3 separate regions of the Homo sapiens genome follow, and regions 1 and 2 are each linked to region 3. Evidence: read pairs that join two places in POLR2A ChIA-PET (ENCODE). Cell type or tissue: GM12878. All regions are shown on one strand. Links, peaks and the distances in the headings refer to the core of each region. The heading gives the core; the rest is flanking DNA. Region 1 overlaps STAT4 (signal transducer and activator of transcription 4). Region 2 overlaps LOC105373804 (a long non-coding RNA gene). Region 3 holds the start of STAT4-AS1 (STAT4 antisense RNA 1).

Region 1 (10,315 bases), core at 2,971-7,970, 95 kb after region 3:
CCTTGTTAAAGGCTGACCTGGAACTCAAACCAGGTCAAAGCCCCTCCAGAAGGCTTTCAGTAGTGTAGGGAGAAGTTTAAACATTTTAATGATCCTTCCTTAATGTTTTAGCTTGCATTAGATTTCTCTTATTCCAGTGGTACTTAGAATGTTTTCATTCTATTATTTCCCATGTCTATCCCTCAAAATGAATCCCACTGTTGGTTTTATGTGATCATTTTTTAACTCAACATGGTCAATTTTCTAAGCACTTCAAGTCTCCAAGGGTCCCATGATGGGGCTCCCTGGCAACTGCGTTGGGCAACTCACAACTGCAGGGTACTTGGTTTACTAATTACCTCCTTTGAGGGAATATCAACGCTCTAGCTAGTCTAAACAGTCCCTTAAGGCTGTTAGGTTTCTCAGGGGCCCCCATTCATTAAGAAAGGCCACAATATGCAAACTCCTGGTTTCCAATATGAGTTGTCACCTCCCACCTAGGATCCAACCACTGCACCTTCCACAGGGCCCTGCATCAGATGCTGGCCGCACAGCAGCCTCAACCACTTGAGGAAACACTACTTCATGTCCCTATGGAAACATGACCACAAAACCATTCCTCAGTCTGCACAAACATAGATTTGTGTTGATGTCAGTGCTAAGAAGAAAAGGTCTTCTTCAGGCCTTTATTCAACAATATTCAGGTTTCAGCTATGTGTCTGGCTCTGTGATCGGTGTTGGGAGGCATATGAAAGTTCCCAGGGAGGCTAAAGTCTTCAAAATAAGGGACATGGGAGGAGCTAGCACTGGGGAATAACATTTGTAAATGTCTTCTATATGCCTTGTGCTCGCACATATCATCTCATTCAAAGCCTACTGTAGCCCTAAGATAGCTATTATTCCTATTTTACGGGCAGGGCAACGGGCTGAGGGAAGCCAGACTTTAGCCTATCTGACATCCACGGGTATCTCTAACACACCATTTGGAGCTGGGTGTCATACTAATTCCAATCTGAAAGTCTGAAAAAGACTTTTCTTTTGTCTTTAAAGTGCTTTTTGTTTCGTGGTATACATGTATCCAAGATGGGGAATTTATTGGCCACTTATAACTATATTGCCAAGGAGAAAATGCATGAATTTCAGTTGATACAACTGAAGTACCGTATCACTGAGTTTCTAAAATTTATAGCACTACATTGAATTATATTTTATTTTTAAATTTTTGTTTGTTTGTTTGTTTGTTTTGAGATCAAGCCTCCCTTTGTCATCCAGGCTGGAGTGCAGTGGCGCAGTCTCGTCTCACTGCAACCTCTGCCTCCTGGGTTCAAGCGATTCCCCTGCCTCAGCCTCCTGAGTTGCCGGGATTACAGGTGGGTGACACCAGGCCCAGCGAATTTTTCTGTATTTTTAGTAGAGACAAGGTTTCACCATGTTGCCCAGGCTGGTCTTGAACTCCTGAGCTCAGGTGATCCACTTGCTTCGGCCTCCCAAAGTGCTAGGATTACAGGCATGAGCCACCACGGCCAGTGAATTATATTTTAAATATAAAATTTCAAATGTAGAATATTACATATAAAAAGCAAAAATATAGATTTTATATGCATGCATGCAAGAGTCAGGTTTCAAAATTAATTTAAGATGGGAGTGATGTCATATCTGGGGTACAATGCCTTATCCTTTTCCTCTCCTCTACTTAACTTCTTATCCCATTCTTTTTCAATTTAGAGATATAGTTAACATTTTAGGAAGACACGCATAACAAGTTTTAAAGTAAATATAAATTAAGAAGCAGAATATTAACAATTTAAGAATATAATTTGCTTTTTCAGTTCTTGAATATTTCGGAGTATAACTTTTTTTCAAATGATCACAAATAAACAAGCTGTAGTATATCCTTACAATGGAACACTACTCAGTAACAAACAGAAATGAACACTTGATTCATGCAAAAATGTGGATGAATCTTGAAATAATTATGCAGAGTGAAAGAAGCCTGTTAAAAAGAAGTGCATGGGGCCGAGTGTGATGGCTCATGCCTGTAATCCCAACACTTCGGGAGGCTGAGGCATGAAGATCTTTTGAAGCCAGGAGTTAGAGACCAGCCTGGGCAACATAGTAAGACCCTATCTCTATGAAAATTAAAAATAAATAAAAAATTAACCAGGAATGGTGGTGCTCGCCTGTAGTGCCAGCTCTCAAGAGGCTGAGTGGGAGGAGTGCTTGAACCCAGGAGTTTGAGGCTGCAGTGAGCTCTGATTGCATTACTGCATTCAAGCCTGAGCAACAGGGAAAGACCCTATCTGTTAGAAAAAAAGAAAGAAGTGCATACTGTATGATTCTAATTGGATTGAACTCTAGAAAATGCACCCTAATCTATGGTAAACAAGAGCAGATCAACGGCTGCCTGGGGCTGGCAGGCAGAGCACGGAGAGGTAGGAGGGAGGGATTAGGAAGGGACATGAGGAAACTTTCAAGGGTGCTGGATATTTTTATTATCTTGATTGTGATAATGGTTTCATGGGTATACACTTATGTCAAAACTTGTCAGATTGTACACTTTAAATATATATATATTGTATGTCATTATACCTCTGTAAGGTTGTTAGAAATTATCATAAACTACATGTTTTTGGAGAAATAAAAAGACAAAATTTGGAGAAATTACCTACATGTATGTAACATTTGGGGTGTAGACTCTGGATTCAAAGAAAACCAAATCATATCCAAATTGTCTCATTTCCTAGCTATGTGACCTTGGGCAACAGCGTGACCTTTCCAAGCCTCAGTTCCCTCATCTGTAAAATGGAAGAAATAACATTACATACCTGCCAGGACTGTTGTGAGGATATAATGAGGTAATGAAAGTAGCACTGTGTACCAGTGTATCTAGTAGTAAATGGTCATCATTGTTCTAAGCCACATATATGCAAATGGATGAATACATATGGGTATATGTATGCATATATATTTTTTACTAAAACATGCCCTGTGGCACAATCTATATGTAGTATAGGATAGTGATGAAACCAAAAGAAGCAATGAATCAATCTAAGAAAAAAGAAGCTTTTGTTATTACTGTTATTACTTTCCCAAGTACGACCTCATTTTTGACAACTTTGTGAGGTGTTATTATTACTCCATTTCTGCAGTGAGGAACACTGAAGCCTAGGGAGGGGAAGGTCGCCCAGTTACAAATGGTAGATGTGGAAGCAGAACAATGACGCTCTGTCTTCAAGTCTAGAGCTCTTTGGACAAACTACAGAAGGAAAATTCAGGATAATTTCTTGAAAGCAATAATTATTCTGTGACTCAGAATTAAACATACAACGTTCAGTCCTATAATAGAGCAAATATATTAAGAAAAAGAATCTTTTAGCCCTGCACTGTACTACCAGTTCACTTTGCTCCCTAGCAGGAAGGGCATTCCCATAGCTCTCTGCTGTTCTTGCCCATCTGGGAATACTCACACGAGTAGGGCAAGTGGGCCCATCAGTTGTGCTGGTCTAAGCTCCCCATGTCTCATTGCTTTCCTGCCTCTGTGTCTTTGCCTACATGGTGTTGCCCACTTGTAACACCTGCTCACACCTTTGCTTATGAAGATCCTGCCCATACAATTACAGCCAGTGCTGGCAGACATTACTGGTGCCACTCATTCATTTGTTCCACAAATTTGTACTGAACAGCAATTATTGCCAGGCACTGATCTCACTGCTGTGAGTAATCACACCGAACAAGCATTATCTCTCCTATTTTTTCCTTCTTTGCATCTGAACTTGTCTCTTAGTACCTATATTACAGTTGTTCCTTTGATCTTGAGAGCTCCAACAGGGTTATAGTTCAGAGCTTGGGACACAGGAGAAAGCACTTTTTCAAATTTATTGGATTGAAGAGAAGGAAAAGTGCTGAATTTGACAGAATGAAACAGCATTGGATATAAATATGCTCAGAAACTTATACAAGGTAGTCAAACTTGAAGAAGGCTGAATTGGTTTAAGAGATTCAAGGAAACTTTTGGCTTCACAGGGAGATGTAAGAAGGCAATTAGGTACCATTAGGGCCAAATTTGTCTTTTGTCATCATGCGGAAGAAAGATTAAAAAGGTTAAAGATGAAATTTAGAGAGTGTTCCGAGTTGGAGTTTCATCAAAAGGAGCAGGGAAATAGGATAGAGAAAAAATAATTACGGAAACCAGTATAAAGAAAATCTGTGAAAATTCCTTATTTTTTAAAAGTACACTTTTTGTACAGGGAGTACTCCCAAGAGTAGCAGAGAACATTACAGAAATGTTACAGAAATAGAGAAAGTGATTTATATAAAGAACATGTTTTCATATGTATCATTTTTGATATGCCTCTCCCTTCTGCTCAACCACCACAGACAGGAGGTTCCCCTAGAGTTTATGGCTGATCAAATCTGATGTTTAAAATACATTGTTTCTGAAGAAAACTGTGGTCTGATCTAAGATGTGATATACAGGAAGCTGCTGTTATAATTTAATCTGGGCCATAATTGTTTTACAACTTAGGTAACTTTTTAGACTTAGTGTATCTACCTGAATTGTGGTAGAGACAGGAATAATTTTCAGTGAACGTAATGAAAAGCTCAATCCTTAAGTGTTATAGTATTCAATACTCAACTGCTAAAATAATTTTAAAGTTGGCCAAGGCATAAAATTTATAGCCTGAAGTCTTGCCAAAATCACGGTAATGAGACCATAAATCAATAGAATGTCCCTAAAAATAAATTTTGCTGGTTATTTGTTGCATACATATTATTATTAAGGTTCCTTGCATATCTAAAATATTATTTTCCTTATGCATATGGTATATAATAAATGGATACTGTGGTACATTTTGTGTGCAGTATAGAATAGTGGTGAAAGCAAAAGAAGAAACGATATATTTAAAAATAAGCATTTCAGTATCGTTTTTCTTACTGTTCTATTCTCACCTCCTCCGTTAAGTTTAACAGGAAGTCACAACTCTCAGTTGCATAACTTGTGTTTTCCATTCTCTGCATATTTTTCAGCTGAGCACTTATTAGAAATATGAAGTCACTTCAAGTGACAACACCATCATGACACCTCCTATCAAAAGTGACGTCACTTTTGTCTATAATCAAAGCACTGGGGCTCTCCTACCAAATCATTTCACTTGCCATAGGGCTACTGCTGTAGATCATGCTTCTTTACGGGCTGCAGAGCTGGGGGCTGCCTTTGGAGTGGAGAGACAGCAATTACAAACGTTGAAGAGGATGGAGTTCTGCTTTCAGTTCAGCTCAGCAGCCACATAATGTATTGTTGAAGCAGTGGGAAGGTATGTTCCTACCCTCGCAGGCAAAATTTCACAGACTTTTATGTGTTGTCATTATTGCCATTGTTATTTTTTTGTTTCCAGAACTGATGTACTGAATCGCATATTAGTTTATGTGATAAAAAAGGTAAATTTGTTTTTTCCCTCTATATTTGGTATTTTGATTTTTTTTACAACAAGTATGAAAGTGTGTTACTTTTATAAACAGAAAAAAGTATCTGTTTTTCAATTCTACCAACACTTATGGAGGGTCTGCTATATGCCACACACTGTGCTGAGTATTGGGAATCCAAAGTTGAAAGAGATAATTCCACCTCCAGGTCATTTCATCAAAAACCCATTCACCAAGAACCCATTTGTCAAGGTGATTCCTGGTCCTTTGTTCTCAAAAACTCACAAGCTAAAAGAAAACACAGACATGTAAGCAGTCATGAGATGTCTGCTTCATTGGTGATGAACAAAGCTATTGTTCAAGGCTCAGAGAGGAAAATAATTCTTTGGAGGTTAGGAATGGATCCAATGAAATAAAGCAACCTTGGTGTCTCACCCTAGGAGACATAGCTTCATAAGAGGGTTGTGGGTTGGATTCCATCACCCACTTGTCCTTCTGTCTGGTTCATTTGTGCAAGACATAACCTGTCAACCACGCTTCAATGCCTTGGAGAACTCTACTGTTTTGAAAACATCTGCTTTGGTCTTGATGCTATCTTATCAGATTCTGCAAAAGCTGACCAGCCATTTCCGTTGTGTCTCATCAGGTCCTTAGTCACCTATGACAATTGGACCGAATGCTCCTCCCACAAGCAAAATCACCATAGCTTGTTTCCAATGAGAATCTTAGGTTACATTAAGTATCTGGGTGATTCAGCTGGTACCTGACCTCAGTCCTCAGAAATACTGACTTTCTGTCAATGCATAGACAGTGAAGAATAAATTTTGTATTTTCCTGTATATGTTATGCCAGGATTATATTCATCAATAAACTTCAATTTGGGAGGTGGAGAAGAGTCCAAAAATGTACTCTTATTCTAAATACTAGGTCCTCTTTCTGACTATTCAAGTAGGGCTACTTACAGAAGGCCAGATACAACTATATCTATTCTACATTACTGCTTACTTCCTGCAGGAGTAAGGTATTAGTCATATGGTACGTTTGGTTGAAATGAACATTATGACCACAGAAAAAACTTAGAATGTGTTGGATTGTCAGAAAAACTTCATTTGCTTGAATTGTGCTCTGATCATTACATGTAATGCTTTGGTAAGGGCCGTGATGGACAAAGTCAATGGTACTCTTCCATTCCCAATGTGAAGCTAAGATCACATATGTACCCTTTGTTCACTGATGCTGACAAGAGGGAATTGGTTTGATAATACAGTGCTTTTACACCTATGATACGACACCACCTTCTCTGCAGAATCATATCACCTGTACATTTCATCCTAAATTAATGCCCTTGTCAGCTGGTCTTGTGGCTGTGCAATTACTTTGCAAGCTAAAATTTAGATAAAGAAGAATCAGCCTAGTTATAATAAAATAGCCCAAGGAAAGTTGAGAAATGCTAATTCAAGTTAGAAAGAAATACCCGAGTAGCCTAGAAAATAATCTTCTAATAAAATCAGTGTAGATTTACAATAAGTTAAAAGGAATAACCTTATAGATTTAGAATTTTTTTAAAAGCATATTGCATGAAATTTAGACAAAGGTGGCATGCTTTGGGAACAGTCCATCCCACTTAACTTTCTCGGTTAAAGCAGGACACCACTGAAGGCTGCTTGAAGACTCAGCTCCAGTATAATTACTTGCAATTACTTAATTACTGTCCTCTTTGGTTCATCACATACCTCATGGGCAGGAGACACCTCTGTCTTACTGCCTGTTGTATCCCAACATCAGAAGTGTTCCTGGCAGAGAAACTCCCCAACATAACTTGTTGAATGAATAAATGACTGAAAGTAAATTTACTCAAATGTCTCAGAAATGACAAGATGCTTGAGGTGGACAGTAAATAAATCTTTGGGAATCCATCGCTTCCACTAAGAAAGCAACTCAAATATCCCTCCCGTTGGAGTGGCAAAGAATAATGAAATATACGTGAGATCTCCATGTGATTCTTTTTGCATTACTTTGAGCAGAGTCTCAATCTTGGCTACATCTTACAATCACCTGGGGAGCTTTACAAAATCCAATAGGAACAGAATCTCTGGAGTGGGGCTGCGCATGGCTAATTTTCAAATGCGTCATTAGGGATTCTAATAAAGCAGGCAATGTTGAGAACACTGAGTGTGGGGTATTCTTTCCCAAACTTGTCTGATTATTAGAATTACCTGAGCTGCTCAGTCCCACAACAAATCAAAAATGGTATCAAGGGATTTTCATCTTTGCCAGTTTGGAAGATAAAAAGTGCTCTTATTTTAGCAGAGAAATACAAGTTTCTAATAGCTTAAGGCTGTTCTGACTTCAAATTTCAAAGACTTGCCATTGCATCTAATTTAGTGCCAACACAAATGTAATTTATTGCATGATTATCTTCCAGAACATCCTCGGGCATTTCTTCTTGTCCTAAAATAATACTTCTACAACTCCCATTAGACTCTATCTTTATTACTGTAAGTCGATTCTCATCTATCTAAAGTAATTGCAGCATGTGATTAAGTGTCAGGATGAGTTGTTTGGACACTAAGTGCTGTGGGAGTGCAGAGGAGAGAAAACTCGATGTGGATTTTAATGACACATAGAGAAGGACATGGGCTGCAACTTGAAGGATGGTTGGGGGAGTAGGAAATTGCATCCTGGGCAGAGGGCATTGCAAGCAATGAGTAGAGTCCATTCTAAGAATACAAAATACCCACATCCTAAATCCACCATTGCTTATTTTTCTTCCGATGCCTGGATGCATCCCTCCTTTGTGAACTCCCTGAATCCTACCTCTCCGAGCCACATTCCCAAATTCCACCTTTGACCTATTCAGTGAGAATTGGAAATGGGGGCTGGAAATCTACACTTTTAACAAGTTCCCCAAGTGATTTTTGTAATGAAACACAAACTGAGAAGGATGTATCTATCTACACTGTTCAAGAGGAAGATAGATGGGACACAGTATCCTCCAAAGAGAACCAAATGCAACAAACCAATGCTTCTATCAAAATAAATCAGACCTGGCGTTTTTCATCTATCAAACTGGCAAAGATTAAAACACTTTATACCACTCAGGTTGATGATGGGATGAGATTTTACGCACTGCTGGTGGGAATGTGAATTGGCACGTTACTAAAGGACAATTTGGCAATTCTTATAAAAAGCCTTAATATTTTTCACACCCTTTGACATAGCAATTTCACTTTTAGAAATTTATCCTAAGGCTGTGGTCTCAACCTTGGCAGTTTATCAGAATCACTTGTGAAGCTTTATGAACTGCAGATTTCTGGGTCACATTCCTTTGAGATTCTGGGATTGAAGTCTGGGAATCTGTTGAATCTGTTTGTTTGTCTTTTAATACTAATATAATTGGGGCCTATTTTTTAAAAGTTCAAGTAATAGAAAAATCAAAAATTGGTGAGATCTTCATCTTTCACTTCCTCCCTTGATTCCCTGCAGGTAATCATACTAGACATTGTTTTGTGTTTTTTCATTTGATAACATAATATAGTCATTATTCCATTTCAGTGTGTTCAGATATAGTTTTTTAATAGTGCTATAAGTTGCATGGAGATACTTCAATTTATTTAATCAATGTGGACATTTAAGAATAGACTTTTTAAGATCATTTTTGCATTTTTATTATGAATAATAATACAATGATCTTTCTTGAATGTATCCTTTATCTATGTGAGAATTTCTGTAGGATAATTATCTAGAAATGGAATTGCTTTGTCACATTAAACTTGGATTGTTATGATCGTTTTTTGAGTTGGGGTCTCACTCTGTAGACCAGGCTAGAGTGCAGTGGCTTGATCATAGCTCACTGCAACCTCAAACTCTTGGGCTCAGGTGATGCTCCCACCTCAGCTTCTCACGGAGCTGGAAGTAAATGTGCATGCCACCACGCCTGGCTAAGTTTTTCTAATTTTTGTTTTTGGAAATATGAGGTATCACTATGTTGCCCAGGCTGGCCTTGAACTCCTGGCCTCAAGTAATCCTCCTATCTTGGCCTCCCAAAGTGCTGGGATGACAGGTTTGAGCCACGATGCCCAGCCGAACACAACTGGTTTCGATGCACAGAGTTAAGACCTATGGTTCTGACAAAATAATCACAAATATGAAAGAAATTTTAACAACAGGTATGTGTACTTCACCTGTGTATACTGGTGAAAAACTAAAAAATTAATAAACGTCCAATTAGTAGGTGAATTAAAATATGCTAAAAAGGGTCCCGAAAGATGGGACACCCTTGGGGTCATTCTTTGCCCTTTGACTTCTTGCTGGTTGATCAGAATATAGGAGAGGAGAATGAGTTGTTTTAGATATCAATTATGGCACTTTAAAATAATTTAAAGTACATGTGAGGCTTTTAATTTCATTGTGCTTATAAAGATAGAATGGAGTAAGAATGGAAAAGGAATGCCCATTTCCAGAGGGCTAGTTAAATTATGGTACATTCATAAGACATGAAAGACTTACCTAAGAGCACTGTAAAGCATTGCTAAGAGAAATTGAAGACCTGAATAAATGAAAAGATGTTTTGTGTTTAAGAATTGGAAGATTCAAAATTATTAAGATGTCATTTTTTCCCCAAAATTATCTATAGATTTAGTGTAATCCCAATGAAAATCCCTGCAGGTTTATTTGTTGAAATTGTCAAGCTACTACTAATATTTATATGAAAATTCCAAGGATCAAGAAAAATCGAGGCAATTTTGAAGAAGAACAAGGTTTCTAGACTTTTACTATCATATATCAAGACTACAAATCTATGGTAGTTATCTATAATGTGGTATAGGTGCAGGGAGAGACAAATAGACTAACATACTAGAGACTCACATAAATAAAAGTCCCCAGATTCATGTCAAAAACACCACTGCAG
Region 2 (10,315 bases), core at 2,309-7,308, 190 kb after region 3:
CAGTTGGCTCACAACAAAGGTTGATTGTTATTTTGAAGTGTTAAATGTCCCATCACCATTTATCAACCAGAGTCTGTGTTCTAATTTACTGTACCGGATGCTGTCCAGTAGTTGTGACATCTGGGAAATTCCTCCAGCTCCTCTGCATTGACTCACAGAATTCACAACAGGAACAGACATGAAAACTCACCATAATCTTTTAAACTAAGTAAAAACAACTAAGACTGGATAATGTAGGCAATGTTTTTTATCTACATAAGCACTGCACTCGATTAAGTCCTCTGAACTATTCTCCTAGCATCAGTTGAGCAAACTATACCCATAGCAATTTGGCTGGTAAAAAGTTAACTTGGGAAAAGAATCTTAAGTACCTTCCCAGCTGTGTTCTAATTGCATGTTTAGAAAGAGTATGCATACATTTTTTAGTGTGGTAACATCAAGGATAGATGTTGCTAAAGAGAATTTTAAGTGATTCATGCCCTGTTTTCTTATTCAGGAAAGCTTTTTCTAACTTTCTTCTGATAAGCCTACAGAAATAAAAGAGAATATGGCAGAGGAAGGCATTAAGAATTAAAGTCGGGAAAGTATTCAAGAAGTTACCCAGTTTATTTTTTGAGTTTCAGACAGAAGGGTCTAGCCTGACCCTCATAAGGATCAGATGAGGCAGATGGAGGCACCTCGTCTCTCAACCTAAATTCTTAGTGAAGTCCCTTATGGCTCAGCTGCAAGCCTCCTGCCACAGGACACGCACATTTCCTCTAGTGGGTTTGGGGGTGGAGAGCAGCTGGTATCACTCTCTTCATAATTACCCCGTATACTTAAAGAAGACAATTGAGTCATCCTTTATCCTCTTTTTTTCCAGGAAAACATCCAGTTCCTTAAAACTTACCTCATAGGTTCTGTTTTCCAACACTTTAATCATTGTGTCTTTTGTGTGCCCTGGCCAAGTCCCCTGCTTCCTCTTAGACCTGGACCTGGTCCCTGAACAAGGACCTGACTGTGCTGACAGGAATAGGAAAGCCCCCCTGTTTCCACACTCACTTGTAAGCCAAGAAAGTAGGGAACAGCCATCCCTGGCATTATTCCAGATGTGGGAAACTCTGCTGTCCACAGGGACAGGCAGGAGCATACACAGCATGGGTGAGGATCGTGTCAGAAGGAAGAATGTGCACAGCCTGGCCAAAGAGGCCGGCCCTGCTTGGTTACAGTGGTCTGCTGCCCTGAGGCACATTGTTGCCAGGTCTTCTGATTTTTCTAGAAAAGTTCAAAATCTGGACTTTAAAAGTATCTGCTTTTTTTTTTCCAATGTTGTCTACCCTCTCAAAAATATTTAAACAATCTGTGGGCAAATAAAACATGTCTGGAGGCTGAATCGGGTTCCTGGGCCTCTTAAGAAATTCTATTCTATGGCTGCATAGTATTCCATGGTGTATATGTGCCACATTTTCTTAATCCAGTCTATCATTGTTGGACATTTGGAATACTATGCAGCCATAAGAAATGATGAGTTCATGTCCTTTGTAGGTACATGGATGAAATTGGAAATCATCATTCTCAGTAAACTATCGCAAGAACAAAAAACCAAACACTGCATATTCTCACTCATAGGTGGGAATTGAACAATGAGATCACATGGACACAGGAAGGGGAATATCACACTCTGGGGACTGTTGTGGGGTGGGGGGAGGGGGGAGGGATAGCATTGGGAGATATACCTAATGCTAGATGATGAGTTAGTGGGTGCAGCGCACCAGCATGGCACATGTATACATATGTAACTAACCTGCACAATGTGCACATGTACCCTAAAACTTAAAGTATAATAAAAAAAAAAAAAAAGAAATTCTATTCTAGTTAATGTAGTATAAACAAAGGCCAGTCAGGTGTGGGTGGGAGCCTGGGGACAGGTTAGGAACACAGATAGAAGGGCAACTCATGTTTAGCAAGAAACAACCATAATAATGAACAGCTGTAAACACTCATTTAGATGAGGAAAAAAGAATTATTAATAAAGTATTGAAATAATTACCATTTTAATTCAGTGCCTGGAGTATAGTAAATGTTCAATAAATGTTTGCTAATAAATACCTTGCTTTTTAATATTGTTTTGCCGTTATGAAATACTTTATAATTTCTCTGCTTCCTTAGAACAACCTGAGAGGTAAGACTATTATTCTTCCCATTTTCATTACCTGCAGAGGTCATGCCCCTAGGAGCAGCAGAATGAGAGCTTCAATCCGCATGCTTGATTCACTATTTCTCCCTCTTGGATCTTGTCTTCCCAAAACCTTACAGGTGGGTATCAGTGGACACCTGGGTATGTAATGTGATCTGAGAGCCCACCCTCCCCTCTTTCCTACAAAGAACCACTTCTCACACGTAGTTAAAAAACAAAAACAAAACTGAAAGCAAATAAAAGGATCATGAAAATTAGGAATTCCCCTCTACTCTCCTCCAGCCACCAAGCTCTACAGGAACTCTCTAAAGACAATCCCCTTTTACTTTTCTTTATTATTATTATTTGTACAGACAGGGTCTTGCTCTGTCGCCCAGGCTACAGTACAGTAGCACGATCATAGCTCATTGGAACCTCAAACTCAGGGACTCAAGGATCTTCCCACCTCAGCCTGCCAAGTAGCTGGGACTACAGGTGCTCACCACCACACCTGGCTAATTTTTTAATTTTTTGTGGAGACGAGGTCTCACTATGTTGCCCAGGCTGGTCTCAAACTCCTGGGCTAAAGTGATTCCCACAACCTTGTCCTCCTAAAGTTCTGGGATTACAAGCATGAGCCACCACACCCAGTAAAGACAACTCTTATAATCAGCCTGTGTAAATGTATAGGTATTTTATGGGGTGTATGTATGTGTTTCTGTGTGTGTGTTGGTACATAAACGGTAAGATTTTATAATTTATTTTTTTTCTTTTTTTCTTTTTCTTTTTTTTTTTTTTTTTGAGACGGAGTTTTGCTCTTGTCACCCAAGCTAGAGTGCAATGGTGCGATCTCAGCTCACTGCAACATCCGCCTCCCAGGTTCAAGCAATTCTACTGCCTCAGCCTCCTGAGTAGCTGGGATTACAGGTGCCCACTGCCATGCCCAGCTAATTTTCATATTTTTAGTAGAGACAGGGTTTCACCATGTTGGCCAGGCTGGTCTCAAACTCCTGACCTCCTCTGAAACATGTGCTGTGTCCACTCAGGGTTAAATGGATTAAGGGCGGTGCAAGATGTTTTTGTTAAACAGATGCTTGAAGGCAGCTTGCTCGTTAAGAGTCATCACCACTCCCTAATCTCAAGTACCCAGGGACACAAACACTGCAGAAGGCCGCAGGGTCCTCTACCTAGGAAAACCAGAGACCTTTGTTCACTTGTTTATCTGCTGACCTTCCCTCCACTATTGTCCTATGACCCTGCCAAATCCCCCTCTGCGAGAAACACCCAAGAATGATCAAAAAAAAAAAAAAAAAAAAAAAAAAAAACTCCTGACCTCAGGTGATCCGCCTGCTTCAGCCTCCCAAAGTGCTGGGATTACAGGCGTGAGCCACCGCACCCGGTCTCTTTGCTTTCTTTTAAGTTAAGACTGTAATTGGAATAACTTTCCACATCAATACATATGGAACTGCCTTCTTTTTAACCAAATCCTTGATGGATTTAGGTTTTAGTCTTTTATTAATAATGTTTCAGTGAATAACCCTCACTGTGCATCATTTCACACATGTGGAAGTAAATCTATGGAATACAGTTAGAATTACTAGATTCAAGGATGTGCAGGTTTTTAGTTTTTAAAAACTAAATTGCCAAATTGCCCTTCATAAAGCCCACATTATACCCTCACAATCAATGTATAGAGTGCTATCATCCTATTTCATAAAAACTTTACTTTTCGGTTTATTCATCCACCTCCACGCTCACACACTCAATAGCCCCAAACTGTTCAGCTTCTGAAATGCAAAATTCAAACGTACACCTCGTCCATAACTTTTATCCAACTACTCCCATTACACCCCCACGCCTTCCCCAGTAGTTGGTTGCTGCATTCCCTTCCTCTTCCCATCACACCTAGCTCTGTGATCTGTCACTTCATCCTGAATCAGGCCAACCATTGCCACCTCCAAGCCAACATCCTAGCTACCAAGTGCTCCTAGAGAGAAATTACTCCACCTGGGCTGCTCCAAATTCATATTCCCCAACCTCACCTGGGCCCTCCGCACTGCTCCTTGTGATCAATGCTCCCTTCCCCGGAAGAGTTTTCAAAGCTTTCCATTCTCCTCGGAACTCCCTCCCCACCAACGGATAGCCACCCTTCCAGCTTCCTCGGGGAAATGATAATCCCATTTTTCTTCCCCCTCTCCTCCACTCTTCCTCTCTCCCTTCTCCTTTCCCTTATCATTTAAGCCTCTTCTAGCCTCTGTCATCTAAAAAGCCTCTCTCTTGACTCTGCTCTACCTCTTCCTGTCACTCTCTCGCCTCTCGCCCTGTTCACGGCCTCACTTCCTGTGAGAGAATCCACGCCGTGATTATTCCACCCCATCTCACATTAGTCTCCAAACCTCTGAAGTCTGACTTCAACCATCACAATTAAACTTGCTCTCGTATGCACCCAGTAAGCTGACAGTAATTACTGTCAACCTTCTGCCACTTGACCTCGCTGCAGCATTGGACACTCTTCCATCCTCCTTCATGAAACGGCCTTTTGTTCCTTTAGCTTCTGGCGCCTCATCTCTTGCCACTCACCACCTCCTGTCTGTGCTGCAGCCTTATTCAGCTCTTGACACTTCCTCATGTGGTGGATGGGGTGTTGACTCCTCAACTCTCCGAGTGATTAGTCTAAACCAAACATAGTGATCTCACTCCCCTAGCTAGCAATTTGATCCGGAAGAAGTATGTGACCCAAGCCTGGCCAATAAGACATGAGAAGTTGTCTGCTTGGGATCAAAAGAGATTTTTTTATTATTATTATTCCTAAAGGGTCATGTGGGAAAGACAATATATCTTCTTATGCCGAGGATGGAGCAGAACACAGGGAGGAGGGAAGAGCCAGGACAACACAGAGCAGAGGAGCTCAGCCATGTGGACTCTGCCTGAGGCCACACTGCAGAGGACCTCTTGTTATGTAAGATCCTAAATTGGCTCATGGCTTAGCCAGCTTGAGTGAGGCTTTATTTGCTTGAAGGCATTTGAACCTATACACCATATTCACCTCTCCATTTGTATGTGTTGTTTCTTCTGCCTGGAACCTTTTTACGACCATTTATCTCCTCTTTCCTACTCATCCATGAAGCCTCAACTCAGGCATACTTCTACCAGGGGGCCATCTATGGTCCCTCAAGAGAAGGCATCTTTCCTTTGTGCTCCTATAGTACTGCGTGAGAACAGAAGTATAATAACTTACTTGGGCCAGTGTGGTGGCTCATGTGGGTAATCCCAGCACTTTGAGAAGCCAAGGTGGGGGAGAACTACTTGAGACTAGGAGTTCGAGACTAGCCTGGGCAACAAAGCGAGATGCCCCCCAACCCTGTGCATTTCTATACAAAGTAAAAAGAAAAAAAAATAGCCTAGCACAGTGGTGTGCACCTATAGTTCCAGCTACTTGGGAGGCTGGGGTAGGAGGATTCTTTGAGCCTATAAGTTGGAGGCTGCAGTGAGCTATGATTGTGCTACTGCACTCCAGCCTGGGTGACAGAGCAAGATACTGTCTCAAGAAAAAAAAAATTACTTGAATATAACTCCCACTAGACTGTAATTCTTTGAGGAGGAAGATGACTTTTAGCACCCAACACAGTGCCTGGCACATAGTAATTGCTCATTAAATATCTGCTAAAAGAATAAATATTACTTTCATTGATCTAACCATCACTTTTTATGGTAATAACAATATTGGCAAAGACTCATGGAAATGAGCACTTCCCACACTCATAGCTGATGGTAGAATTTTTCTAAATTGCAACTTGACAATATGTTTTAGAGTACAAAAAAAAGTATGCCAGAATGCCACTTCTAAGAATTTATCATTACAAAATAATCAAGATTTATTTATATATATGTGCAGGACTGTCTTGTTCTTAATGGCGAAGCATCAAAAGCAATCTACAACAGTAGAGTGGACTGGTTAAATGAATTCTAGTATATCCAAATACTGCAATACTATGCAGCCAACATTTTGTGTTTCTGAAAAATATTTAATCATTTGGGAAAATATTTACATTATATCATTAAGTGAAAAAGCATGTAACAAAAGCTATAACCAAGTGTGGTTCCTATTTTTAAAATGTACATGAACAAAGAAGACTAAAGTAAGGAAGAGTGGCTGACACCTGTAACCTCAGTTCTTTTGGAGGCTGAGGTGAGAGGATCACTTGAACCTAGGAGTTTGAGACCAGACTGGGCAACATAGTAAGACCCTATCTCAACAACAACAAGAACAACAGCACAATCAGCCAGGCATTGTAGTGCGTGCCTATAGTCCCACCTACTAGGGAGGCTGAGGTAGGAGGATAGCTTGAGCCTGGGAGGTCAAGGCTTCAGTGAGCCATGACTGTGTCACTGCACTCCAGCTTTGGTGACAGAGCAAGACTCTATCTGTGAAAAAGAAAGAATGAAAGAAAAAGACTAGAAACTGTGCACTAATATTTCCATAGTGGTTGTCTGAATGGTAGGATTGTAATTTTAATTTCTTCTTCATGCTTTTCTAAATTGTCAATAATAAATATGTATTTTTAAAAGCTGTTAATATTAAGAATAGAAAAGAAAGGTGAGAAGAAGGAAGGAAGAACAGAGAGAGGTGAGAAGAGAGGAGAGAAAGAATAAGATGGGACTCTGAATCAGGATAATTGAGTTTTAATCCTAGCTTTACCATTAAGAGGCCATCCAGTTCAGGCTAAGTCATTTAGTCTTTATCCCTCATATCTCACTCAGCAAATGGGAATAATAATATTTACCCTACCTTATGGAATTTTTTTCAATACAAAAAAGTATATGAAGGGGCTTTGAAAAAAATGTATATATTTTGTAATATCAGATGGCATTTTTATTCACACAGATACTGTTTAATCACAGCTACCCTTTCTATAATTTAAGCCCTTAAACACATTTTTTATCTAAATATGAAATCTAATCCATTATTTCCTATGTGGTTTTCCAAGCATTTGAGAGATGTCAAGAGTTTCATTCAGTCAATAAAGGTGTCTGTTTTATTGAAACAAAAAAATAAAAATTTCTTCCACTTACCAAAATGTCTGTAATCCCCATCTTCCTCATTCCTTTAAGTTGAAATACTGATTGTTGCATGCCAAAATAAAAAGTTATATAAAAACTGGAGCATTTCTTTCATGCTTTACATTCTGTAAGATAAAACATGTGACCAGTGGTTTGTAAAGAGAATAGAGAAGATGCCTTGAAGAGCTAAGTCATAGATCACCACTTTGGGGAAAAGTACTTTCCATTTCAACGAGAGAATCTGAATATCCAGAGGTTATCTTACAACCTCAGGTACTTGGAATTACACAACTTAATAGCATTTAATATTCTCTATGGGTTAGCCTCAAACTGCTGTTATAAGATTATTATGTAAAACACATACTACCCTTCAGCCAAACTGGAATACATTAGACTCTTATTGCTTGAAAATATAACATTTATTTTGTATTTTTGCCAATCAAATAGGTATAAAATGGTATCTTATTGCATTCTTGATTGGTATTTCTCTCATCACTAATGATACTAAACATATGTTTGTATGTTTGTATTTGTTTCCTTTTCTGATAAATGTCTTTTATTATCATTTCTTTTTCTTATTTTGTGTATTTTTTCTTGTCGATTGGTAGAATCTATGTATTCTTGATACTAATAATGTGTCTATTGCAAGTATCTTTTCTCAATTTGACATTTTTCTTTTTATTTTAAGATATCTTTTGATAAACAAAATATATTAATTTTAATACAACTGATCAATGTTTGTAGCAGACATTTTTGAATAATCTTGCATATCTTTCCCTATCCTAAGGACTAAATCATATTTATTTATATTTTCTAATATGAATTTTAAGGTTTTATTTTTCAAATTTAAGTCCTTAATCCATCTTGAGTTGATTTTTGTATGTGGTAAGAGTAGGAATATAATATCACTTTTTTGCATATTTTTATTTTCCTACTGACCTGATATACTACTTCTGCCATCATCAAATTTTGATTCACGTGGAGGGATGTTTCTAGGCTCTTTATTCCACTGGTTAATTTGTCTGTCCCTTCACAAATACAAACTTATCTTAGTAACTGTAGCCTTATAATATAATCCTTATATCATTTTTTTAGGCACCTTAGGGTTTTCTATGCAGACAGTTATTGTGCATGTGTGTTTTACCATCTTCCTTTGATATTCTGTAGCCCTCTGATTTTCTTTTCTTCCCTTATTACATTGGCTAGGACCTCCATTATGATATTAATTAGAAATGGTAACAATGGACACCTTTACCTTGTTTCCAATCTTAGTGGGAAAGTATTCAGTTTTTCACCATTATGAATGATGTTATCTATAGGTTCTTTGTAGATGGCCCTCATCAATTTGAGGAAGTTCCCTTCTATTCCTAGTTTGCTGACTATATTTATCATGGCCCGAAGGTGAACTTTTTCAAATGCCTTTTCTGTATCTATTGGGACAGCCATATGGTTTGTTTTTTAATACACTTATGTGGTGAATTGCATTTATTGATTCTTGAATGTTACAGTATACTTACATTCCTGGTATAAATTCTACTTTTTCATGATGTATTATCTTTTAAAAATATGATTAAAATATGACTGAATGTAGTTTACTAATATTTAAAAATAATTTTACATTTATTTGTCTTTGTAGTCTATTTATCCCATCTGTTCTTGGATTCTTTTTTTCTTCTGCCTAGAAAACTTCCTTTAACAGTTCTTGTAGAGAACATCTATCTGCTGGTGATGAATTCTCTCAGGTTTTGTTGGTCTGATTTTCTGGATATAAAATTTTACACTGACAATTTTCTTTTTCTTTCAGTACTTTAAAGATGTCAAATCATTTTCTTAGTCTTATGTAGTTTCTGACAATGAGTCAGTTGTTTTCTATCTTTGTGCTTCCATGTCTTCTTTCCCCTCTATGCTTACTCTTCTTTTTTTTTTCTTTTTTTCCTTTTTTTTAAAATTATTATTATACTTTAAGTTTTAGGGTTTTCTGTCAGTGATTTTCAGAACTTTATAATGTGCCTTTGTGTAGTTTTTTGTTGTTGTTGTTGTTTACTCTGCTTGTGTTTGATGCAATTTTAAAATATGATTGTTTATACTTTTCACTATATTTTATATTTTTTAGTCATTGTTTCTCTAAACTTTTTTGTCTCTCCATGTCTCTCCTCTCCTTCTGGAATTCCAATTGCATATATTTTAGAAAACTTGATATTGTCCCACAGATCAATGATACTCTGTTATTTTTTTCTTCAGTCTTTTTGTTCTCCATGTAGTTCATTTTGGATAGTTCTGTCTTCAAATTAACTAACCTTTTCTTCTGAAGTATCTTGTCTCTTAGTAATCCCATGCAGTAATGTGCATTTCATGTATTATAGTTTTCACTCCTAGAAGTTTAATTTTGATTTCTAAAATATCTTGTATTTATCTTCTTATCATTTTAATGTTCACATTGGGGACTGCATTTGGAGTCTCATACCACAAGGCTCAGTTTGGGCTTTTTCTCCCCACACTATGGCCTGGAATCTCGTTCTGAAATAATCACAGAGGTTACCCTGACTATTGTTCAGTGTCTAAAAACCATCAAAGTATATATATTTGCCTGTTTTTTTAGTGATTTAATGCAGGAGGGCAACCCAGTCCCTGTTACTTCATTATAGCCATAGCCATCATTTGGGAAATATATTTTTGCTGGGTATAGAACTCTAGGTTGACAATATTTTTGCTTTCAACATGTTAAATTATGTTTTGATTTTCAGCAGGTTAGAGATGTTATCTTCTGGCTCATGGTTTTGACAAGAAATTAACTATTATTCTGTTTCCAGTGACTTTTATCCCTGGGAATAGGCCAAATTTTCCTGCTGCTTCTCATGTCTAGTATTTTTTATTGGATGCTGGACATTTTTGTTCTACATTCTTGTATGTCTGGATTTTGTTTTCTTTCCAATTTCTGTCTCCTCAACTTCATGAGATCTTTGTACTTTGTTTGGATTCTCCTACCTGTGGCATGGTCCAGAGTGTGTCTCCATATAGAAAGCCAGAATGATCATAGGACCACTTTATTTGATTTCTTTTCCTCAGGGATCACTTACATGTGCTGCTTATTTTCCAATA
Region 3 (10,315 bases), core at 3,037-8,036:
TCCTCTGGGCTTCACACCTACAACTCCCACTTGCCTCTCCACTTGTATGTGCAGTGAGCTCTACAAACTATGTTCAGAACCAAACATCTTTCTCCTCAAACCTGCTCTTTTTCTAGAAATGGCACATGACAGATACCTAGGATTCATAGTTGACATTGCCTTCTCCCTCACCTCGCAACACCTGATCCTCAAATCTTAATTGATTCTTCCTCCTAAATATTTCCCAAGTCTCATTTACTCTGCTCCATCTCTTCTGCTGCCTCCTTCTGCAGTAGATTCCCGAATGGCTGCCTCACTTCAGCCCTTATCTACCTTTTAATCCATTCTCCATACAAGAGTTTGAGTGTTTTTTTTTTTAATTGAAAAGCAGATCATGTCATTTGCCAACCTGAAAATCCTTCCATGGCTTTTCTTTGCTCTTATAAAATTCAGTTTCTTAATACATACTATAAAGCCCTGGTTGCCCGATCTCTTTGTCCAACCCCATAATGTGCCACTCTGCTTTGCTTACTTCAGCATTTAGTTCTTCAAATAAACCACACTCTCCAAACTCAGGGACTTCTCACCCTGAGTTTGGAAAACCCCTTGAGCCAACATCTGCTTCACCCAACTCTTCGCTGGCTAACTCATCTTTTAGATCTTAGTTTAAAAATCTCAGCTTAAATGTCACTTCTCCAGGTAGGCATTGCTGAAGCCAGACAAACTAAATCTTTTTGGACTATATGCTCATAAAATCAATTAGTTCCTTCAAGTAGACGGGATTTGAGTCAAGCCTTGAATAATTAGGCACTTTGGGGTAGGAGAAGGATCTGAATAATTTCCCATGGATATGCCTATATGTGTGTGTATGAGTTTTTTTTCTTTGCACATCTATTTGTTCTTCTTGTCACAAATGCACCCTCACAAAGCAAGTTAGCAGTGAAATTAGACTTCTCTGCCAAGAGATGCCACGGCACCAAAAGTGTCCCTTCTGCTCTTACTCACCCAAGAACCAAGACAATGTTTTACTGTTCTCTGAAAAAAGCTGTATTAATCCATTTTTAACGCTGCTAATAAAGACCTGAGACTGGGCAATTTACAAAATAAAGAGGTTTAATGGACTTACAGTTCCACATGGCTGGGGAGGCCTCACAATCATGGCGGGAGGCAAGGAGGAACAAGTCACATCTTTCATTGATGGCGGCAGGCAAAGAGCTTGTGCAGGGAAACTCCCATTTTTAAAATGATCGGATCCTCGAGACTCATTCACTATCACAAAAACAGCGCAGGAAAGTCTCGCCCCCATAATTTAATCACCTCCCACCAGTTTCCTCCCATGACAGGTGGGAATTGTGGGAGTTATCATTCAAGATGAGATTTGGGTGGGGACACAGCCAAACTATATCAAAAGTTGACTCTAGGAAGGGTAGATTACATGTTAAAAATTTTTTTTCTGGTACTATAAAACTTGCACAGATATTAGCTTCAATATTGATGAAGGAATGGAATAATCCTAACATCTGCAAATAGGATTATTTGGCACTCCAAATCCCAATTTGGATCATCAAGATCTGTGGATGCTTCCTTCCCTACCCCCCTTTATTTTAGCATCCACAGCAATACCTACCATAAGCCTTCATCACTTGAGAATTGGAATGCTATGCTAATCTCTAGGTATACTACCTTTTTCTTGTCTCTTTCTCCTTCACTATATTTGCCAAATTCAATTCCTTAAAATACTGCATTGATATAGTCATTCCCTGCTCAAAAGCCTTAACAACTCTCCTTGCACATATGATAAACACAAATGTTGTCTGCTAGTCTGGATCCTCCACAAAATGTTTCTTTCCTTCTTTCCAGCCTTTTCTATCATTGTCGCATTTCCCAACTAACCTCGTCTAGCTCCAGCACTCCCCCCATGCTTTTAATTTCCTGATTTCTGCCCCTTTGTACATACTGAATGGCAAGTCTTGCTCCTCACTCTCTTCACTTACCAAATTCTTATTCACCTGTTAAAGCCCAGCCCAAATACTATATTCTCTTTCTAGAACCACCTCAACCTGTAGCAATTAATCTGGGGTCTCTGAATGACCAAATAATATATGTGTCTCTATTTATTTGGACAATAACTATACACTCTCTAATATTATGGTTTTTGAAGTGTCCAATCCTTATGCCTCCAAGATTCAATATTCCTGAAGGATAAACTATTTATATTTTCTTACTGTATAACATATTGACTGCTTCAAAAAGCAATCAAACCAAAGCCAAACAAAAACCTAGAAATCCAGAATTTGACAGATACAAATGTGTGACGGTTGCCTTATAACAGTCAGCTTGGAAAGCTATATCTATATATCAACAATGTCAGATTTGCAAAAGACACAAAACTAGAAAAAACAGCTAACACTATGTCTGTAGATTGTACTATTTTCAAATCTCTTCTGTCCCTTCCCACTGCTTGCCATGGTTCACTAAGGGTGGAGTATACCTCTCTGTGTGCTGTAACTCTGACCTTGGCTATGTGACTTGTTCTGGATAAAGGAATATGAACAGTTGTGATGTATATACCATCTGTCCTGAAACTGCGTGTTCTTTGTAATCAACTTGTTCTTGTGTGCTCCTTCCCTCTGCTAGGAGACAGCATGCCTCAGGTTCCCACGCTAAATCAAAATTCTAAATAATCTAAATATTCTAACGGACTGCTGCTGGTCTGAAACCAACTGGATACTATGTATGTATGTATATATGTATGTATGTATGTATTGATGACAGAGTCTCGCTCTGTCGCCCAGGCTGGAGTGCATTGGTGCAATCTCGGCTCACTGCAACCACCGCCTCCTGAGTTCAAGCGATTCTCATTCTTTAGCCTCCCAAGTAGCTGGGATTATAGGCCTACATCACCAAACCCGTCAAATTTTTTGTATTTTTAGTAGAGTCAGGGTTTTGCCATGTTGGCCAGACTGGTCTCACACTCCCGGCCTCAGGTGATCTGTCTGCCTTGACCTCCCAAAGTGCTGGGATTACAGGTGTCAACCACTGTGCCTGGCCTCAACTGGATAACTTTTTTTTTTTTTGAGACCAAGTGTCACTCTGTCGCCCAGGCTGGAGTGCAGTGGCGCGATCTTGGCTCACTGCAACCTCCCCCTCCTAGGTTCAAACGATTCTCCTCCCTCAGCCTCCCATCAACTGGACAACATTTAAAACAATAAATGCAACTACTTGTATTGGATTTAAAAGAGCAACAAATGACAGGGTACACTGTCACCAGCAATCAATCAGAAGCAACAGGTAAGGTGAAATTTCCTATTTGCCACCCCTGAACTGGTGTACAGACAAAGGAGAGTCAAGGACAGTGAGGAATCCAGAAAATACTATTATATGATGAGTAACTGATGTGAAGTCACCGGAGTAACTCATAAGTTCACATGATGTTACAGTAGAAAGACTTAAGAACTACTCCACACTTCCCATTTGGAGGAACTGTATTTTGCTTGGAGAAAAGACAGTATCATTCCTATTCTTCACTCACTGTTTCTTTTATACCCAAATCATCCAGTTCTATTTACTTAGTTTATCTGCCTTGTTGCACAAAGCATTTTAAAGCAACTTATAGCAGAAATATCTACAATAACTAGATAAAGAATACAGTACAGCCTGCAAACCAGGGCAAAAAGATATCAGTTACGTAGTTTTCATTATATGAAACTGAAACTAAGAAGGCTCTCCTGATCAATGATTTTCAATAATGGCCAGATTATTCCCTGCTCTGTTATTTCCCCACCTTGCAGCAGATGTGACATTGTGACATTTAGAGTCTAGGCCTCAAGAGGCCTTACACACTCCGCTCTCAAAACCCTGCCCAGCCTCCATGAGAAGTCCGGCTAGCTTGCAGGAGCATGAGAGACCACACAGACCACAGTTGAATCACAGTAGTTGTTCAAGTTTAGACCTCAGATTTATGAGAGAACCCAGGCAAGATAAAGTGGGGGCCTGACCCAGGTGAACTGAACTCCCCAGCATACCCTAGACTCACAAGCACTGATAAATGGTTGATGTTTTACCAAAGTTTTGGGAATAGTTTCGTCTGTTATGCAGCAATAGATCACTCATAAAGAATTTATGAAATGAAGCAAAACATCCTACAACTGAATTCTAAAACAAGTAAGTGGAACTTAATTAAGTGGAACAGGTCCATTGCCCTTCCCAACCATGGGAATTTCCCCTGGAGTCTCTCATCCTTAAGGAATACTTTATCTGTGTCCTTACCACATTCCTATTAAAAAAAACTTACTGGCTCTGTGCTTTCTTTACAGCCTTGATCTATTTCAAAATGACAGCTACAAATCTGATGAACCAATCTGTAGTAATATGTTTTAACTTTCCCTCTCCTTCCAGCTACCATTTTGCATTTCAGCTATATTGTCCCAATGTTTCTAATAATGTTATAAGCTAAATATCTGATAGTAGGAATTTCTAAAAATTCCAGTCAATGCCTCTTCACCTCTCCTCCTTTCTGTAAGGCTTGCTATTATACTGTGAATGTCACTTCATCAGTGTAAACTGTATTTGTTCATCTGTAATATAATAGAATTGAAATAAAAGATTTCTATCATTTCTTGTAGTTCTCTGGATTTGGGTTTTGTACAGTCACTTACCTGTCTTGGTGTGTGTATTTTCTTTCCAGTTAATAAGTACAAGAGGCCTCCTACATAGCAGCTGGTTAAAATGCAGGGATGCATATCACGGTTTGAACAAAACTGCAATATGTACATGACATATTTCATCCCAATATGGAGGAAAGCTATGAATACTTTTAGGAAAATGGCCATATGCAAGCAAGCTGTGTTCTTTACATGAAGGAAAAATAACACATCGACCAGAATTATATTGACGATTATAATGTAGGGAACACAATCTTTTTTTGGAAGTTTTTATAATATTCTTGAACTTACAGAAATCTGCTATAAGGAAGTGATCAGATATAGATGAAAGATTTATGCAGAATGATGTTCATAGCAGCTTCATTAGTAACAGTGAAAAATCAGAAACTGAATTTTCCAACTGTCAGTTAAAGCACAATTCATATAGTAGAATATCAAAGTTAGGCTCTCAAAGACTATTTAATTTCACATTGGAAAATATCCACGTATAAAATTAAATGAAAATGAAGGAAAGAAAACATAGACAGTATTATCCTATTATTGTAATAATATATAGAAATGTAAATAAATGGAAACAGAGAGGGAGAAGGAAAAATACTCTAAAATGTTAATGTGTCTGGGTAGTAAGATATGTCTATGTAATTTATTTTCAGTGTTTACCATGAGCACTATCACATTCGCGGTCAAAAACCGCTCAGGAACGCTTTGGAGCCCTAGCTTTCCGAGCGCAGGTAGAGCAGCCCGGGCCCGCCCACGCCCCTGGCTTTGCGCGGTGCAGTTTGAACCGCTTCGGAAACAGCTGGCCCGGCGCGCGCGGCGGGAGGGACGCGAGTGCTCGGAAGAGCCGCCCCACGTGCTTTCGGGGAAACTGCCCGGGAGCGAGAAGGACTGGGATTGAGAGGAAACCGAAAAGCGAAAGTTAGAGCCTGCGGGAGCAGTACGCAGGCGCAGCACGCAGGCGCAGCGGGGCTTTCCCGCAGCCCGCTTCCTCCCAACGGTTTCTCCCTGGCGGCGGGCGCACTGCTCGCACGCTCGCCCTGGGGCTGCAGATCGGCTTGCGGGACGGGGTCCCAGAGAGGCCGGTCCACGCGGCCCGCACGCGCGAGTGTTAGCTCTGCACACGACGGAAGGCGGAGGCGCGGGTGGCTGCCGTTTCACCTTAGAGGGAGGGAGGGAAACGTGTCCTGATTTCTGCACCTAAGGTGCTGGAAACCTTACCCTTGCACTTCCACCGTTTCTTTCCTTGTCCTGAAAAGGTCTCTTTTACCCGCTTCACTTCGCTATCTACACAGTTTGCACTTGCACTGACTCAGATCTTGTCCTGTCTGGTAAGCTGTGACCCTCAGCCAGCCTGGGTAGCTGCCCTTGAACCAGAGGTTGGGGTCTGGCAGTTTCTATAGGCGTCCTCAGGCTCGGTCTGCAAGGGGCTTGCCTCTTTCTTCTGGGGTCTTCTCGCCCCCATGCCTTCTCAGTTGTGGTGATTATACCAGAAGGAACGTGGGAGAAGTATAATGGAGAATGCTTAGTCACTGGACAATGATTTCGAAAGTTCGGCTGGCTGAGGAAACAAGAGTTTTGTGTAATGTCTGTGACTTACTCAATGGTTCTAGGAGGCACGAGACTGAGTTTCTTTGGGCTCTGCTCGCCTACTCTTAAGGGGCTCTACCTTCTTAGGGTGAACTCGGCACCCACCTAGAACCTCCAGTGTGTGAAAGGGCCTACCTACCTCATTGGGCCCCAACCTCCAGCCTCTTGTGAGAGTGACGACCAGCCCCAAAATGGCTGCACACAAACAAGACCCTAAGGTACAGAGTCCTACTATGCAAATAGACGTTTATTTTCCCCTGTTAGAACAACACAGGACCAGCTATGTAATTTGCAGGGAGGGCCCGTTGCAAAATGAAAATGTGGGGTCCCTTACTCAAAATTAATGAAGAATTTCAAGAAGGCAACAGGAGAGCATGAAGCCAAGCGTGGAGCCCTTCTGAGTGCCTGCCCTGTGGAAGCCAGACCTAGGTGGGGAATTTGGGGGCATTTCTTGTATAGCAACCTTGTTCGATGTTCACTTAAATGAAGAAACAAATTTTATAACACCACTCACCTGTTTAAAAGCCTCTGCTGGCTTCAATTTGCAATAAGAATCCAGGGCCCGCCAATTTGGGCTCACCTACCCCTCTTACTCATCTTATCTCACCCCATACTTCACTAGGCTCCCCTCAATCCCCTTAGCCTCTTTCTGTTCCTCAGATACCCCAAGTTTTTACCTGCCTGAGCCCTATGCATACATACACTGGTCTTTTGGGATGCTGTTTTCCTGACTGTGTTCATGGACTGCCTCCTTCCCATTCTCTAGGTCTCAGTTCAGTCATCATCTCCTCAAAGACACCCTCATTGATTGCTTCTTCCAGTGACTGTATCACACTTGCAATCCTCATAACACTTGTTAAACCTATCCCTGTTTATTATTTGTCTGTTTTCATCTCTCCTCGCCAGCGTGTAAGTTCACAACAGGAGGGAGTTTGTTCTGTGTTAACAGCCTTTTCCATCCAGTATTCCATGAGACAATTCAGTCTAATCCCCCAGGGTATCTATGTGTGTAATGAATTCCCTGCTCTCCTGTATATCTAGAATGTCACTGTATGCCATCCCTGGGAGAACTGAGAAAATCGTCAAGCAAATCACTTTCTGTGTCTTGTGGTTCAGAAACCCTGGTTAAGCAAAGCAATGCCTGATACAGGCATTTTCAAATATTTCAAAAATATTTTTTGAATGAATAAATGAACGTCACTGACCAACACTGAGATCAGGAATCACAGGTTAATTCAGCCATTCAGATCTCAGCACTGGCTCTAAGACCTATCGAGCCACAATTGAGGGGGGAAGAGAATAATGAGCATGCATAGCGCAAAAAACTTCCCTAAAGGACTTTTAATGAGAGCTCTACTCCTTCACACCCCTTCCAACCTCTCCCCTCTCTCTGCCCTCTCTGGACGGCAGAGTTCTTTCCGTTTGCGGCAGTCTATCAGTCTGTGAGATGTCTAAGAAGATGACTGTCAAGCCTGACATAAGAGTGTTGTGGAGGACTTTTTTTTTTTTTGAGTCGGAGTCTTGCTCTGTCGCCCAGACTGTAGTGCAGTGGTGCCATCTCGGCTCACTGCAAGCTCTGCCTCCCGGGTTCATGCCATTCTTTGTGGAGGACTTTTACTAGGGGCAGAAGTAGTAATGCCCTTGAGTGTAATGGAGAGTTTAGGGGAAATTTCAGGAACACTTGGTTCATCTATGAGTAGGTAGATGTCTAGGATGTTAGGCATGCATGAGATAATACCTAGCATCAAAGGGAAGTTAGAGTGAGCTTATAAACTGTAATTCTAGACAATGTCTATTGGAAGTTCAGGGTGAGGTAGGGAGGAAGTCCTCTCTGTGTGATCAAAAGCAAGTGTGTTTTGGTTAATCAGGATGAAGCATAACATTGGGGGCTGTTTCATGATTTTAGAGTTTGGAGCTGTTAGGAAGAGAATTTCAGCTTAGTTTTGCAGGCAGCCCAAGGAGCAAAGGAAAGGAAGGAACTAATGACTGTTCTTGATGTGTCCAAACACCAAATCATTAATAAATATTTATTCAGGGCCAGATTGTACTAGATTCCAGGGATATAACTGTGAGCAGGGCTGTCTTGGTCCATGTACATACAGAGCTTGCTTAGAGTCTATTGAGGAAAATAGATGATATCATTTACACCAAAGGAGATAAGCACTGTGCCGGGGATGTAGAGGATGCTATGGAGGAAGCGTGGCATGACCTGAGCCATGCGCACACATGCGTGTGTGTGTGTGTGTGTATGTATGTGTGTGTGTTTGGCAGGAAGGCTTTCCAGAGCCTGAAGAATGCGTAAACATTATCCAGGTGCAGGGATATATGGGATGGGGTTGGAGAATTGAGAGGATGTGGCAGGGGAAACAGAGAGAACATGGGCCATCAAAGAAACTGAAAGTAGTTCAGTCAGTCTTGTGTGCAGATGTTTTGGTGGATAAGAAGCTGTTGGGGAGGAGTGAAGAGAGATGAGTTGAAGACTAAGAGGGGACTAAATAATACGTGACTTTGGAAAGATCTGTTGCGAATTGTGGTCTTTATCCAAAGCTGGGATTCTTAACTAGTTTTTGTGACATGGACCTCTTTGGCAGTCTGATGAAACCTGTAAGTTTTTCAGAAAATAATGTTTTTAGTTGAATAAGATAAGATGCATAAGATTCAAAAGAAAACCAATTACATTGAAATACTGATATCGGGCCAACTTTGTGATATATTAAAACCAACTTTGTGACATAGTAATATAAATGATTCTTTTTTTTTCTTTTTTTTGAGACAGAGTCTCACTCTGTCACCCAGGCTGGAGTGAAGTGGCATGAGCACGGTTGGCTGCAGCCAAGACCTCCTGGGCGATCCTCTCACCTCAGCCTCCAGAGTAGCTGGGACCATAGGTGCATACCACCACACCTGGCTAATTTAAAAAAAAATTCTATATATATATATATATATATATTCTGAGTAGAGATGGGGTCTCCTTGTGTTTCCTGGACTGGTCTCAAACCCTGAGGCTCAAGTGATCCTCCCACCTCAGCCTCCTAAAGTGTTGGAATTACAGGCATGAGCCACTGCACCTAGCCATGCACTTATTTACTAATGGCATTAAATAATAGGATTTAGCAGTGGGTCCAATTAATGCAATTTCAAAATTGTGCTTAGCATAAACAATATTTTGAGATGACTTTAATAATTATAATATGATATAAACGTGGTATGGGTTATGGTTTGCTGCCCATATAATTGAAGGAAATTAACTGTAGTTAGAAGTTAGTGGAAGTAAAACTGTAACTTTTGCCATCTAAATTCATGAGCCCTTTGAATTCTGTCCATACACCCCAGACAAGAACTGCTAATGCAGAGCATCATGAGCCATTCAAAAATTTTAAGTAGGGAGTGAAATTATCCAATTTAAGTAGAGCCCTCTGTCTACATATGAAGCTGCATGAAATTGTTTTTTATATTTACTGTAAGGAAAGAGAGAATGTCCTTCCCCATGTTTTTATGGCATCCTCTTTGTGAGTGCTCTTGTAGAAATCTTCTGTCTTATAGTGGTGGTTATACAACTATATGAGTTTGTCAGAATTCATAAGCTGACACACCCAAAAGGGTGAATTTTACTGTATGTAAATTATATGCCAATAAACCAGACTTTAAAAAGTGCATCAATAAAATCAATAAATGTTCCTGGTCAATTTGGAAAAAAAGATATCTTTACTCTGTGTCAGAAATTGGAGTATGTGTGCACAGAGGCCAAATGCTAAGCGTGGACTGTCTGTCTACAGCTAGAGCAGAATACTGGGATGGCTTGACTTTTAATTCTGTTTCTTTTACTGTGGAGAGTTGCATGGGCCTCCCAAACTGCATGAGGTAAAGAAAAATCCCTTGAATTTGCCAGAGGTATATTCATTCTTTATGATTCTTTGGTGGGGTGGGGTTCTTGCCACCTTAGATTTTGATGAAATTCATTGGCTAGTTGCCTTCTTTCAGCATTTATTACAGATGAAGGCATTGATAATCAGAACAATTAGTTAAAGTGATTCTTTAAAATAAATTTGAATAGTCATTAGCAAAATATGTATCTGTGATTGATC

The links. ChIA-PET counts read pairs that join two places held together with the same protein. Peaks named below come from ENCODE experiments on the same cell type or tissue, not always from the same donor. Only the 100,000 strongest peaks of a DNase experiment are listed, where the experiment ranks them.
Region 1: POLR2A ChIA-PET joins it to region 3 with 5 read pairs; 5 of 35 experiments call an interaction of 5 or more read pairs at or near these places.
Region 2: POLR2A ChIA-PET joins it to region 3 with 5 read pairs; 2 of 35 experiments call an interaction of 5 or more read pairs at or near these places.

The regions. Positions count from the first base shown.
Region 1 is chr2:191,109,578-191,119,892 of GRCh38, forward strand. The region is part of intron 3 of STAT4 (signal transducer and activator of transcription 4); the gene reads right to left. Among named protein-coding and RNA genes, the nearest start is that of STAT4, 36 kb to the right of the region's middle. In GM12878, for the core only: no CTCF peak of the experiment used is centred there; DNase peaks (open chromatin) are centred at 5,104 and 6,044; H3K4me3 peaks cover 263 bases; H3K27ac peaks cover 443 bases.
Region 2 is chr2:191,202,205-191,212,519 of GRCh38, forward strand. LOC105373804 (a long non-coding RNA gene) reads left to right here. Exons shown (of 4, transcript XR_923707.3): 3 at 2,199-2,295; 4 at 4,970-5,054. Among named protein-coding and RNA genes, the nearest start is that of MYO1B, 38 kb to the right of the region's middle. RefSeq lists an enhancer at 2,397-2,516. In GM12878, for the core only: no CTCF peak of the experiment used is centred there; a DNase peak (open chromatin) is centred at 2,417; H3K4me3 peaks cover 305 bases; H3K27ac peaks cover 579 bases.
Region 3 is chr2:191,014,897-191,025,211 of GRCh38, forward strand. STAT4-AS1 (STAT4 antisense RNA 1) reads left to right here and starts at 6,630. Exons shown (of 3, transcript NR_136318.1): 1 at 6,630-6,659. LOC124900514 (a long non-coding RNA gene) reads left to right here and starts at 5,647. Exons shown (of 2, transcript XR_007087796.1): 1 at 5,647-6,448. It overlaps LOC107985785 (a long non-coding RNA gene), which reads right to left. Exons shown (of 2, transcript XR_001739163.1): 2 at 8,244-8,832. RefSeq lists enhancers at 646-695, 5,310-5,759, 5,903-6,520. In GM12878, for the core only: no CTCF peak of the experiment used is centred there; DNase peaks (open chromatin) are centred at 3,847 and 5,505; H3K4me3 peaks cover 2,270 bases; H3K27ac peaks cover 5,000 bases.